Regions from separate parts of the Homo sapiens genome. Here region 2 is linked to region 1. The links are chromatin contacts, found by Hi-C or POLR2A ChIA-PET in ENCODE. All regions are on one chromosome and are shown on one strand. The core of a region is the stretch at or near the end of the contact, and the rest is flanking DNA. Distances in the headings are between cores, read along the strand shown. Region 1 overlaps RALGAPA2 (Ral GTPase activating protein catalytic subunit alpha 2). Region 2 overlaps RALGAPA2 (Ral GTPase activating protein catalytic subunit alpha 2).

Evidence for each region. Hi-C counts contacts between places; a loop is a spot of excess contacts on that map. ChIA-PET counts read pairs that join two places held with the same protein, here RNA polymerase II (POLR2A). Pooled maps may share reads with other maps.
Region 2: a loop to region 1 is called in a map of dorsolateral prefrontal cortex, with 4 times the contacts of the local background. The contact joins two enhancer-like sites. A Hi-C loop is called at or near these places in 5 of 168 maps with a recorded cell type or tissue (GM12878, dorsolateral prefrontal cortex and posterior cingulate gyrus), 26 of 37 single-sample maps with no recorded cell type and 19 of 50 pooled maps. POLR2A ChIA-PET finds 5 or more read pairs at or near these places in 10 of 52 experiments (AG04450, Caco-2, GM12878 and 6 more).

What each region holds. Positions count from the first base shown.
Region 1 is chr20:20,449,318-20,455,815 of GRCh38, reverse strand. The region is part of intron 37 of RALGAPA2 (Ral GTPase activating protein catalytic subunit alpha 2); the gene reads left to right. Among named protein-coding and RNA genes, the nearest start is that of INSM1, 84 kb to the right of the region's middle. RefSeq lists an enhancer at 2,937-3,046. Within about 2 kb of position 3,280, at least 8 of the 41 ENCODE cell types and tissues checked have a DNase peak (open chromatin) inside an H3K27ac peak, as active enhancers do; they include dorsolateral prefrontal cortex, where a contact is called at or near this core.
Region 2 is chr20:20,488,502-20,494,999 of GRCh38, reverse strand. The region is part of intron 36 of RALGAPA2 (Ral GTPase activating protein catalytic subunit alpha 2); the gene reads left to right. Among named protein-coding and RNA genes, the nearest start is that of INSM1, 120 kb to the right of the region's middle. RefSeq lists an enhancer at 1,444-2,691. Within about 2 kb of position 2,344, at least 4 of the 41 ENCODE cell types and tissues checked have a DNase peak (open chromatin) inside an H3K27ac peak, as active enhancers do; they include dorsolateral prefrontal cortex, where a contact is called at or near this core.

The DNA of each region.
Region 1 (6,498 bases), core at 2,031-4,530:
CATATAAATTGTATCATTGAGATTTCTTTAAGGAGAATGTCCGTTTGGACCAATTTTTTTAATGTTTTGCTTTAAGTAGGGGAAGGCATCAGCTTTTAGTGGGGAAAAGGATTGTGTCTTTTTATAGTAAGAGCCGGCCTGATGGCTCTGGTGAACCTCTCAGCCGCTGGAGGAACATTCTTAAAGATGTATCCACATTCTCTGACCACTTCTTAACATGACCCTTGGCAGTCCTCTGTGGCAGTGGTTTGTCCGTTCTGCCTTGGAAGACCATAGGAATGCCCGTCCTAGGCTTTTGTTGCCTGTGTTTTTTAAACAGCCAGAGATTTCACATGGCATCTTTGGATCTCGTGACCAGCTGACAGGCGAGGAGGTGGTGATGACATTCCAGCCTTTGGCCCGATCCCCCAGCTCTTTAGTGTTTCCGTGCACGTTATAGTAACTCATGGGTGATGTGAAGGAGTGCCACTCTGCATCTGGAACCACGGCCTTCTGCCAGAGCAGATCGATACTTGAGCTGTCTGTCTCTAGCGCTCACCTTCCTTTCGCACAGCGAGACCCTTCTGCAGGCAGCGATCGATAGCTCTAATCCGTGGCAGCCTGCAGCAAGTCATGCGAGGCAGAGCACTTAGGTGGCATTACACGGGACTGTGGAGGCAGCAGCTCCGGGGCTTAGATTCGTAACACCCTTCCTAGGGACACATTCTGTTTGTAATGTGTACTTTTTATAATCTCCGTCATGGATCACCATTCCTCTGAAACTTGATTCAGGGAAATGGACATGTGTTTGTGTTTGTGTATGCATGTGTGAATTACAGACAGATATTCATTCCCTTCTCAGACTTTGTACCAGCCCTCCCTGGTGCTGCTCCAGACCATCACTGCGTCACTACAGACCTGGGCTTTGTGCTGTAATTATTTCTAGTCTGGGTATTTTTAAAACATTAAAACTTTAAAAATATATATATATTTGAAATGCCAGTAACTGAAGAGCATTCTTACTCTAGCATGTACTTTCCCACAAAACATCATTAGAAGACAATGAACATTGGATGTCACTACCGTCTTTGAATGGCTGTGACCAAGTGAGAGGCTGGAGAGTGAAGATCTGTCTTTCCCTGGACCACTGAGGCCAAAGGAGCTTCCCCTAGGGATTAGCTTTGGAACTACCCCTGTGGCATCCTTGGAAGGCAGAGTGGGGAGTCAGGAAAAGCCTCTTCAGTTCTTTACCTGGCTTCCAATCCTCATTCCATTCCCATATCTAGTTATCTTGATTTTATCTGTGGATTTCAGGATACAACGTAAAGTTAAGGGCTGATCTGAAGAAAGCAAATATGTGGGAGACAAGTTTGAACCAGGGTTTCTGGCCACTGTTGTGTGCTGGTCCTATAAGGAGCAGGCAGCAGTGGCCAATAGAGCCACGAGTGTCATGCCTGCTGTGTGCGAGAGCCTCAGCAGCTGCCTGCCGGTCAGAGAGGACTGGTTTCCAAATTCAGACATGCTCAAATTCATTAGTGAATGACACACTGTATTTTACACAAAGGTCTCTCCTGGGATGTAATCTTTGTTTCGAGCTCTGTGGCCTTTTAAACTCTATGCTGATCATCTCACCTTTAAGGCCACTTTCACTAATCTGCACCTCACAGGCCACTGCATCCTTTCCATTTTTCACAGAGTACAGATAACACCTTCGGAGAACCCCTTAAGTTGAGCTTAGCTCACAGGAAAACTTCTGAGAAACAAGTTTTTCTCCAAGAACCAGGTAGTTCTCTCTCATATTTACACACATCCTGCCCTACGATATAGAGGTGCAAGGTGCATTTCTTGCTGGAGATGATCATTCAGTAAAATGTCTTTTACTTAGGGCTTAAAAAAATCTTGACAAAAAATAATCAACTGATTCTGATAATCTGATAATCTCATTCATATTCCTAGACACCAATTCTGAAAAGTCCAAAAGCATTTTTTTCGTTAGTGTACTCATTCATTCAACAAAATACCCATCGGCCATTTCCTGTATGCCAGGCACTGTGCTGTTGCTGTGGGTGCACAAATGGAAGGCCCGGTGCCCACCCTGGAGGGGCTCTTTGTTGAATACAGAGCACATTAGGGAAGAGAGCAGTGCACAGTTTCCTCATGGCTGTGATGCAGAGTGCAGCCCAGAGCCTCAAGGCGTCCCACAGAGGGCCTGTGACCTGGCAATTGGAGGGTGAATAGGCGTCACAGGGACTTGATGGAAGAAAGGAGCATTCAGAAAAAGTAAACGACTTTCAGCGGAAAAGAGCCTTTGGTAAACCTGGAACCATCAAGAAACTTGGTGATCTTGGAGCTTCAGATGCTGCTAGGAGCCCAAACCCACCCCCCGCAGTAATCAGATTGGGGTCCACAGCACCCAGATGTGCACACATCACTCCCTCCCCTTCTTATCGCTGTCTCATCTCACTGTGTCTGCCAGACACCTTCCCCCATCTCATGCCATAGACCCCTCACTCATAAGGAGATGTGCTACTGTCTTGTCTTGTGTGAGAAGAACAAGACCAGGAGGTGAAGCTGCTTGGAGCTGTCCTCTTGGGTCACCTGGAGAGACATCTGTTTACTTAGCTGCACCATTCTTTGCTCTGTCCCAGGCACTAAGAACCTCACATATTTTATTCAGTTATTAAGCAATCCTATCAGGAAGGCACAATTATGATCCTATTTTAATGTATTATGCAAACGCAATGCAATGTCTTAACACAATCTATTATGTCACAAACTTTTTTATGTTTAAAAAATATAGTTGAGGGAACAGAAGCCCAGAAAAGTTAAATAACTTGCCTGAGGCCACACAGTTTTGTGAATGGTAACCAGGACCTGAACCAGCAGCAGCTGCTCCACCTGTGCCATCAACTCACGGCTCCCCACCACCCCAGTGCCTGGTCAACACCTCTCCATCAGGACCCAAAGATGCCTGTGGAATTTTACTTGCATTTCAGTGCAACATTTTAAATCATGTTGGATCTGTTGGTCGGATTTATAACTTGTGATTTACAGCTGATTTTGATAAGCCACAAATACCAGTATCATGCTTTAATGAGACTGAAGGCATGAACGAGCAGATTCTACTCTTGAGGCTGTTGTGGGAACATGCCGGCCGACATTGCACTTACCCCTCTGAAGGCCGGCATTGTCGCCAGGCTCATTAGCATCCACGCTCCTCGCTGGGCCGTTGCCGCTTGCTAGCTTACCAGCTGTTCCTGCTGCTCCGTACAATGTCGGATGTGTTCAGCTCACTGGGTTCCTGTCCTCGCCGCCGGGAGGAGACAGCCCTTCCGCTGGGGATACCCACGTGGCTGCCTGTCAGCGGTGGCACCGAATAAAGTAATAGGCCTTCGCATGGCATATGGTGTCTGGATTCGTACAAGATGCAAAACTCTTCTGCAGCTAATGCACGATGACTCATAGCATTGCTAATTTTTCAAACAAAAGCTGACTTCCACACCCACACTTTTAACCCCTCCAGCTAAAACGTCTTGAGTTGCAAAGCTCTACAATGGTGACTTTTGGGTCACTATATAAAATTTGTTATACTTACTGAAAGTGTATGAAACGATTTGCTTTACTTTGGATTGAAGTTATTTTAAATTTCTATTTTAAGTTTATTTCCTCTCTATATGGGGAATTTTTAAGCTTTAACTTTCAATTTCTTTTTTACATTGGAAGAGTCAAAACAGTTTGGTAGATTTATTTTAAAAGCTGTTATTAGAAAATCGGTCAGAAGACACTGTATTAGTTGAACACTTGTAATTGTTTAGTAGAAGTTAACTTTCTCTTTTAAAAGCTTCATAGAAACTACTGCCTAATGCTCTTATCAATTCAGGTGTGGAGCATTTCAAGCTCACATTATAGTATTTTAAAGCTATAAGAGAATGTTGATTCTTTTGTGGAATATGATTTTGCATAGTCTCTTCTAGTATACTAAATAAGGCCCACTTAACCAAATTCTGGCAACAGAAATTTAGATTATAAATTTATATTAAAATGTCCATTTTTCAAACTAGAAAATAAATACATGGGATCTTCTAAAAGAATGTCCCTCCTAAACTTTGGATCAGTTGTGCTAATAGATAGCTACATTCAATCTGAGACCTTAAGTACTAAAATAAGGCAGTTATTTGCATTTACACAATCAGGCCTCCCTTTGAAGTAGTGATCAAAATATTGGTTCTTTTATAAATAACCTTTTACTGAACATTTTATTTAAACATTTCAGAGTCAGGAATTGCAACCATGAAATGATTAGGCAGTTTCTAATTATGGATCAGTAAGTGTTTTGTAGCCAGTCTGGCACATGAGCACTTTTGCAATCAGAATTTGGCAAATGAATGAATTTATAAAGGAACTTCAACCTAAGAGGGTAATATAGATTTTTTTAAAAATAGATTACTTTTTGGAAGCCCAAAAGATGTCTTTTGGGGAGCAGGCTAGACACTCAGAATTGATGTTTCATTTTGGTTTCATGTTTAAGTCTGAAGTTTTTGCTTTCTGATCTACAGATAGGAATTCAAATGCACATCTAACTTATAAAGGGCATTCTATTCTCTGAAAATGAAACAAAAATATATAAAATTTCTAAGTGGGCCTCACTTTCTATATTCCAGTTTTGATGCCATTTTTCAAGCATGCTCTCTAATTTTGCTCTTTGCCATTGGAAATAAGCTGGTGTGTATTTGGTGTGCCTAAAAATTTATTAGGCACTTAAAATTCTCCACGTTTGGCATATGTGAGGATTTCTAGTTTTGCTTTCACTGCCTTGAGTTTGAGAGCTATGTTTGTTGTTGCTCCTACTAGTACTTTTATTTTATCCTATTACCACTCATTTTTATGAAATGAGGGCAAAATTCACTGGAGTATTCAAATAATTACCTAAGGACAGAAGTGGAGACACTGCTGAGCCTGAACTCTTGGTCAGTAGTTAGTGTCTGCATGTAACTGATAAAATGCTTTCTCATCAGCCAATGGACCAGAGAGTAAACTCAGCTCCAAAAGGCAGTTTGGAACATCAGTGCACGATGTGCAAAAGCGCAGGCTGATCACAGGCACCCAGAAGGACTGTTGGACCATTATTCTCACTCTTGGCGACAACCCTGCAGAATGGGACTGTGTTAACCCACAGATGGGGAGAGTGAAGCTCGAGGAAGCTGGGTCTTGGCCTGGGGCCCACAGCCAGGGCAGGGCTGGGATGAGAGCCCAGACCAACCTGACTCTATGGCCGCCTGCTGTTTCTCATTTGTGCACACTTTTGACCTAAGAATAGGAGACCATCAAAATGATATAGCTTTCAGAAAGTGAAGCAATTCCAATTAGTTTTAGCTTGTTCTCTCATTATTGTTACCAAGTGAATCCTAGCCTTTTAAACCTTGATTGTATGGAATAAATATGAAAACAAAATTATCGTTAAGTTAGGATGGAAAGTATTCCCGTTTTGATACCATGTGTACATCTCTTACACCTAAATACATGTAGCTTCCAAATTAAAAAGCAGTGAAAATATTAAGTTTAAATATTCTTACTGGCATATCCCACTTAGAGTCCATCCCAAAATAAGCATCTAATTGATGTTAGTTAGTGTGCTTTTGCCTTGAGAAATAGTTGAGGACGCAGTTCCATCACAGTGATTTTTCTGTCTTTTTGCTAGCAAGATATTTATTTGTATATGTGGAATCCATTTATATTCTACCTCTCTCTAAAATAGATTTGAAAGAGCTTACATAAAGGCCATGTATAATGAGAAAGAGAAAATCAAAGCCCAGGAAGCGAGGATGAAAATAAGAGTATCATCTGAAGGCATACAGAGAATCCACAGTCATGGCTCTGGCAGCAGAGCAGGGCATCCCCATTGACTACTGCTGACCTCTAATGCTTGCTGTAAGGTGTAGCTACCACATGTCTTCGGGCCATTCTTGTTCTAAAGTTGTCAATTACTGTTAATGAAATTATATTTTGTATAAGTTGGAAGACATAATAGGTCATTCTAACCTAATAAGTTCCAGACAACAGCATATATTTATAGGAAATTTTTAATATCAAAATGATTTCTATTCTACCCCATGAGTTCAAAAGATATCTTTGGAGCAGACATGCAAGTTCATGTGCATCACAAGCTAATTAGGTCCGGGGGAAAAAAAAAAGTTAAGGGCTTAACAATAGCTGAAAAAGTGAAGAATTAATTAGTGACAGGGGAAAGTATGATTGAAAAATAATCTTAATGCCCACATTAGCTGGCTAGCTGCTTTTGCTAAGCCTTTTAGTTTAAAAAGCCCAAGTACCTGACATTTTGCATCTGTTTTTCTGTGAAGATAAAAGGAAACTTGAGTGTCTTATTCTCAATAATGGATTTTATGTGACAAAAAGGTTTCTGCTCCCTTCATTTCCATGGCCAGGCATTTTTATATTATTGCCCCACCGACTGTCATTTCATGTTTAACTCTTTGTAGACTCACACAGCTTTCCTCAACC
Region 2 (6,498 bases), core at 1,095-3,594, 40 kb before region 1:
CTTACATATATCTGAATTATGCATGCTTTATAGGAATTAAATATGAATTGGGATTTTCAAAGAATTTTTCATCATGAGCACAAAATTGTATTATTGTATTACTAGGCCTCTTTGGAAATTATAATGTCAAATTTATTATTTTGTAAATGTTTTAAGTTTTCTAAATTTTGTACTTTTGAAAAATTGTATCTTGAAATTTTGGTTATGTTGATTAATAATAAGAGTTGAAGGAACCCCATATCACATCTAGCATTTTGTGGAGAACCGTGGGTATGGAATCCAGCCTTGCCTGGTGTCGGGCACTTGCCAAGCCTCTGACTGTGCTAATGGGGTCAATCCTGCAGAATTGCAGGCATGTCCACGAAGAGGCCGGGACTCTGGAGCACGGCCCACGTGATGAGTTTCAACAATTGGAGCACCTTGCTGCAGAATCAATTCAGCCATGTCAATTGGTATTGATCATGGGAAGAGCTGGAACAATCCAATGATCTGTGTGCTGTGTACTAAATTGGCTGCAGTTTCGATCCTTGTCATACCTTTAGTGGTATTTTAGCCATGCTTTATGTAGCGACTTGTTTTTGTTTTAGAATTACTAATAGAAGGGCGTTTTTAAAGTTCTTAAATTAAACATTAGCATATTAAGCCATCCCTCAAGAGGAATGACATTGTGTTTTTCAGCTTGATAGTATGTATAATCTTCATTTTCATTTCAAGTTGTTCTCCTGAAGGAGCTGAAAGTTACCCTTCTGAAAACTCTCTTTTAAAGCTTTGAAATAATAGGCAACAGATTTATTGTTCATATTGGGATTTATGACCTAATCTAAAGGGTTAAAGTTGTGAGGATTAAATGAGCTAATAAATAGAAAGTGCTTCAAACAGTGCCTGGTCCAGAGTAAAAGCTACTTAAGTGTTAGCTATTATTATTATTATTGTTGCTGTTGTTTTTTGTTATTACTACTATGGAGAGAGAATACTTAATGAATTCCAAGTTTAACATGCTTATTATTCTCAGAATAGATGCATTGTGGGTCAACTCCTGAATTCATAAAAGTCCCATTCTGGCTGTTGCAAAGCCTGACATAAAGGGAACCCTCTTTTCTATTGAGGGAACGCAGATGCCAAAAGTCACTTCATATTAAATATTTGCATCATTTTTTATTCTGATCTCCATGTGCGTGAAGTTTTCAGTTTTGTGTATGAAAATGGCTCTTAGTGCTAACATTTGTATTTGTCCATGAAGAGCACTACTTTAAAGAATTAAACTGAAAATTTTAATATAAGAGAACCAGTGAATTTAGTGTCTTATAGCTTTCAAAAAGAGGAAATGTGTTTCTTTAATATTTAGTATGGATTAATTGGCTTTATTAGCTCATTTTCAACATGGGCTTCTAAAATGTCATTTAATGTCCTAAAAATGTCACCTTTATTTTTAAGTAAAAAACATGCAAGCCATTTTAATTCACTTTATAGAATCAAAAGTGATTTTTTTGATTTTTTAAAAAGATAGTACACTTATAATGCATGAATATAATTATTAACATACCTTGTAAACTTTCTTATAAAATGTTTGCACATTTAATGAATTTGGCTATAAATTCTGACAAGATGAATTGAGCAAATCGCTTTCTTAATATTTTAATTCAAAAAGCCTAAAGGGAAGAAGAGAATAATGGCCAACTGGAAATTTAGTATTATCCTTACATTTAAAGTACAAACCATTACAATGTAATAAAATTAATCCAGACATTTCCAGGGCAAGTGTGGCTGACCTTTTGTTCACCAACCACTGACCCCAGGGTGAATGCAAGAGGCTTGCGGAGGGAAAGTCTGTTTGTTTGGCTTCAGTCCCTGGTATTTAAATTGCATTCCCTAATCAAATGAAAAGGCTGTCCTCTCTATCAGGTTACAGAATCCATGGCAACATTTGGCCTTTTATATCCATAATGTTAGCCTTTTTGTTTGCATCTAAGTAGAGACACCTGGAGCAATGTTAACATTAACCGATTTAGCATTAATAGCTTCATTATATAAGAATTTCTGATCAGATAGCTGTTACTTTTGTTATATTGCTTCAGCTTGTATTGTTGTCATTTTTTATCTCCCTGCTTGGCAACCAGGCAATGATTTGCAAATTTTTTTTGTCTTGATTAATTAAGCAATATAATTATCAGTAACCGTGATGCAGTCTTTGCTCAACAAAGCTTCTGAGAGAAAACAATGGTAAGTCTGTTAGTATGAATGCATTCCACGCGTCCCAGATGCATGAGGATATTACGGACAATGAGGGGAAAGGCCGCCTGTGAGCGAGGACAAAGGGTGCCACGCAGACTCGACACACTGCACATACCGCCAGGGACATGCTGCGGGCTCCCTGGGACACAGACGCCTCGTTAGATTACAGCTAGTCAGCAGAGATTAATTCTCAGCCATTTGGTACAATAATTTACCCATTCCCCAGCCTTTTAACTAGTGCTCCTTACTGTGGAAGGGAAGGCTTTGTACTCAAAAGGTTTATTTAACCTTGCCTACTTTTAGGGATCTCCACCAAAATCCGTATTTTTTTCTTAGAAATTGTAATGACGCAGCTGCTTGAAGTTAAGGAATATTCCTTTTGAAGGACAGGATATGCATGTTTCCAAAATTGTAGGTAGAGTCAAAGGCATTCTTTTAGCACCTGTGTATTTCATCTGAGTATAGTATGACTCTGTGGTCTAAGTACATTTATTTTACTGTTCTCTGGGCAGCCATACTCCTCTAAGAATAATTTTAATCCTTTTTTGGGAGAAAAAAAAACCTCATCAGTACACAAAAGTCTTGCTCATTGGGTAGAGTCATGCATATTCAAATTGTACTTTCATTCACTCGGCCTCATTAATAGCGTATGTAATAATGTAGGGCTATTTGTAATACAAGCTTACAGGCAGCATTGCTTCCAAGTCCTTTGAAATTTAACATATTTCGCTTTTTCATTCCATACACCTCCCTTAAATATACAAATTATGTGCCTGGCAGAATCCGCCTCCTCTTAATAATACACAGCATTTGTGAAATGGTATGTTGAAGAAGTGTGGGTGTGCTTGTGTGAACGCATAAAACCCTCTCATCTGAGTGGGCCTGTTCACTTCTTGAGCTTTGTATTGAACTTCTTTTTTTCATTTAAAAAAAAAAAATCAGTGTGCTTAGCAGCATCATTCCATTGTTAAATTACTTTCAAAATAAGTCCATCTCCATAAACATTGACACAATCATTCTTTGGTCACAGAAAAGAAATGTGTTATTGTTAGACTTATGTTTTTTCCAGCTTTTATTATTAAGTCAGCAGTCAAGGAAAGACTTGCATATAGAGCAGAATGTGAGTGATTCAAGGGGTTTGTTAAAATGCCAGAGTTGTTCTTCAGAAAAGTGATTCATAGAACTTCCACACTGCAGTGAGTACCCGTGCTGCTTTCCCTCTCTTTCAGTATCTGGAAAGTAATATTGGTGTTCAAAGTGTTTGCCTTCAGAAATTTGCGAAGGTAAGTTTTAGTGGTTTGGGCATGTTTATTTCCAGGCATAGTAGTGACTGGCTGGTGACCAGTTGACCAGAGGGTAGGTGTTCAGAAGCAGCCTTGAGCAGGAGCAGTTGAGACAAGAGGAAGTTTTGGTGAAGTGTCCTCCTCTTCACCTCAACCAGAGTGTCCCTTTTGTAAATGGAAAATATGCTAATGTCCTCTGAACTCTACTTACTCAGCCCTGGTACATACGAGCATGGAGAAAAAAATGATAGTGATTCAGTGATTTGTGAAAAGCGTAGGAGGGGAAGTAGTAAGACAGGAGATGGGACACCAGAGTTCCAGTTCTAAGCCTACCACAAGATGGTAGGTGTCTTGGGCAGATCTTTCCGTTTCTTTGAATCTTAGCTTCCTCAGCTGTGAAATGCTGGTTGAGAACCAAGGCTTCTCTGTAGTCCTTACAGGGATTCTAAATGCCTTTTTTTTTTTGGATCCTCTTGTTCCTAGCTGCCCGTACCTTTCCTTAAGTTGTCCTGACTATCCCCAGAGCGTCATGGAAGTAGTCGCTGGCTCTCTTGAAGGTTCAGCAGCTATTGTGAGTGAGTGAGTGTGAGTGTGTGTGTGTGTGTGTGTGTGTGTGTGTGTGTTCATGTGTGTTCATGCATCCCTCTTCAGGGTGACATCTAGCCCAGGACCTGTACCTGGAGCAGGTGCCCAGAAATGCTGGGAAAAGGCTGTTGTGCCAGAAGTTACAAGAGCATTTGCACATGGGAGGCTGAGAGGAGCCTAGGATTGGCACTGAGTTTGAAAGGAAGTCTTTTAAGCTTACTAGTGTGGCCTCACGGTATAGGGAGAGTGTTTGACTTTGCAACATGGTTATGTAAATTTCTTTCTTTTCATTTTATATGTGCAGTTTTCTTAAATATTTATCCCAATCACAGCCAACTAACCTGTTTAAGATTAAATCATGCCCTTTAAAATGCTCTGGGAACTTCTCAGGGAAAATAAATTGTTAACCTTTGAATATACAAAGAATTATTTATTTAGAAAAGATCATTGAAAATACCAAACAACCAGAATGTACTAAAATAGGTTATTAAATGGATTACTATGTTATGTTCTGTTTGGATAATTTATTATTATTGTTATTAGCATTATTTTTAGTAAAGGAATGACATTGAGAACTATGTGAAAAGGCATCTGTCATTTGCAGATGTTAAATTAAAATCAAATTTCTTCTCTAATTCATTGCCACTTCTAATTAGAGGAATTCCCTAGATACAGGGGATTTGTATTATTCCTTTTGTCCGGTTTTTGAAAGACTGAGTCACCCACGAGCAGTTGCTGAAGAATACTAAAGAACGTTTATTTATACAATAAGCCTTGATACAGATGGAAGAAAATCTATAGCCTACTATTATTAGCTCTTAGCTGCTGTTTTATCTTTCACAACAATTTGGCTTTTGAGAATTTCTTCTCAACTGATTTTCCTCAGAAGTTGACGTTGTTTCCCCTTTTTTAAGTTGGTCTTTGCATATACATCTTCTTCTTATTTGCTTTATCTTCTCTCCTTTGGCCAGCCAGAGCCAGCCTGTGTAAATGCATACCAAATGGCAAATGGTAATGTAAGAAAGCAAGGCAGCTCTCATTCTCTGCCTCTGAGCTACTCAGTAGGAAGGGCCTTTTGGCTCAAGAGACAGCACACTCCCCAGACCCCTTGGCATGCGACTGCCTAGGTTCCTGCACACAGGTGCACACAATGTCAGCCACTCAGCCCAGCAAGGAGGATGGGTGTCCAGAGCACACAGAACTTTTCTGTGAAAAGGAAAGAGCGCTCATTGCCCCAAATCAGATAATTTATCTTTACAGTAGTATTTTCTATGCTATACTTGAAATGTATTAGTTTGTTGTTGTTGGGTTTTTTGCTCTTTTTTTTTTTTTCATGAATACTTTCATTACAACTCCACCTCACTGATTACTGGACTGCTTTTAGTATAAGCCATAAGAGGAAGTACACTTATTTTTTTATATAGAATATTTTTTAAATAAACTCTTTGAAGTGTGGTGTTACTAAAGATAGAAGGAAGAAAGGGTTATTCTTTCTTATTTTCTTATTTCTTATTTGAACCTGGCAACACGAATGATCTTAGACTATGAGTAGATTCTTAATTTTCCTGTTTGGAACTGAAACGCCTGTGTTTTCTACCAGTACTGTCGTAGAGGGAAAGCTCATTATTAGTCATCACTAGTAGAACTAACAGTCTCCTCCTTCTTTGCTCCCATTTGAATTCTCATAGGTCCGACTGCTTCCTCTGTGCTGTAGACGCTGATATCAAAATAGCTTTGCCCAATCTTTGCAGTTTTTAAATCTTTATGTTTTAATTGTGGAACATTTTCTTCAAACCCACCAAACAAAACTATGGCAGTGGAAGAAGGCTACTCAGGATCCCAAGGCCACTCCCGTCACCCTTCCCCTGGCCTTTCATGCATCTCCATGAAGCAAAAGACAGATGGTCACAAGAGATCTTATTCTAGAAATGTCGAAAGGAGCAACAGATTTGGTTAATGCCCAGCAATTAGTCCCTTGGGAACAGGAGTGCTTCATTCAGTCAAGCAGGAAACATCTATCAGTTGAGGCTGCTTCATGCCAGGTACTGTGTCAAGGGCTGGGGGTCCCACTCTCCTGGAATCTAAATTTTAGTAAGGGAGAAGGCCAGTAAATAAGTAAATAAATGGTTGAGCTGAGACTCTTATAGCAATGGGTATTTCAAAGAAAGTAAAGCAGAGTGATAGAATGGGCAGGAAGGAGGCTGCTTTAATTCAGATAGGGAGACATCTGGTTTCCAGTCAGTATGTAGGGAGCTTGATAGTCATCACTGCCATCCTCACAGCAAGAAAAAGAACGAGCTGATAATCAGCAGTTAACTGATAATCAAACAGTTCTTAGATTCATCAGAGAATTGAAATGACCAGGCAAACCCCTGTCCCTAAAGTTAGAGAGATAGAC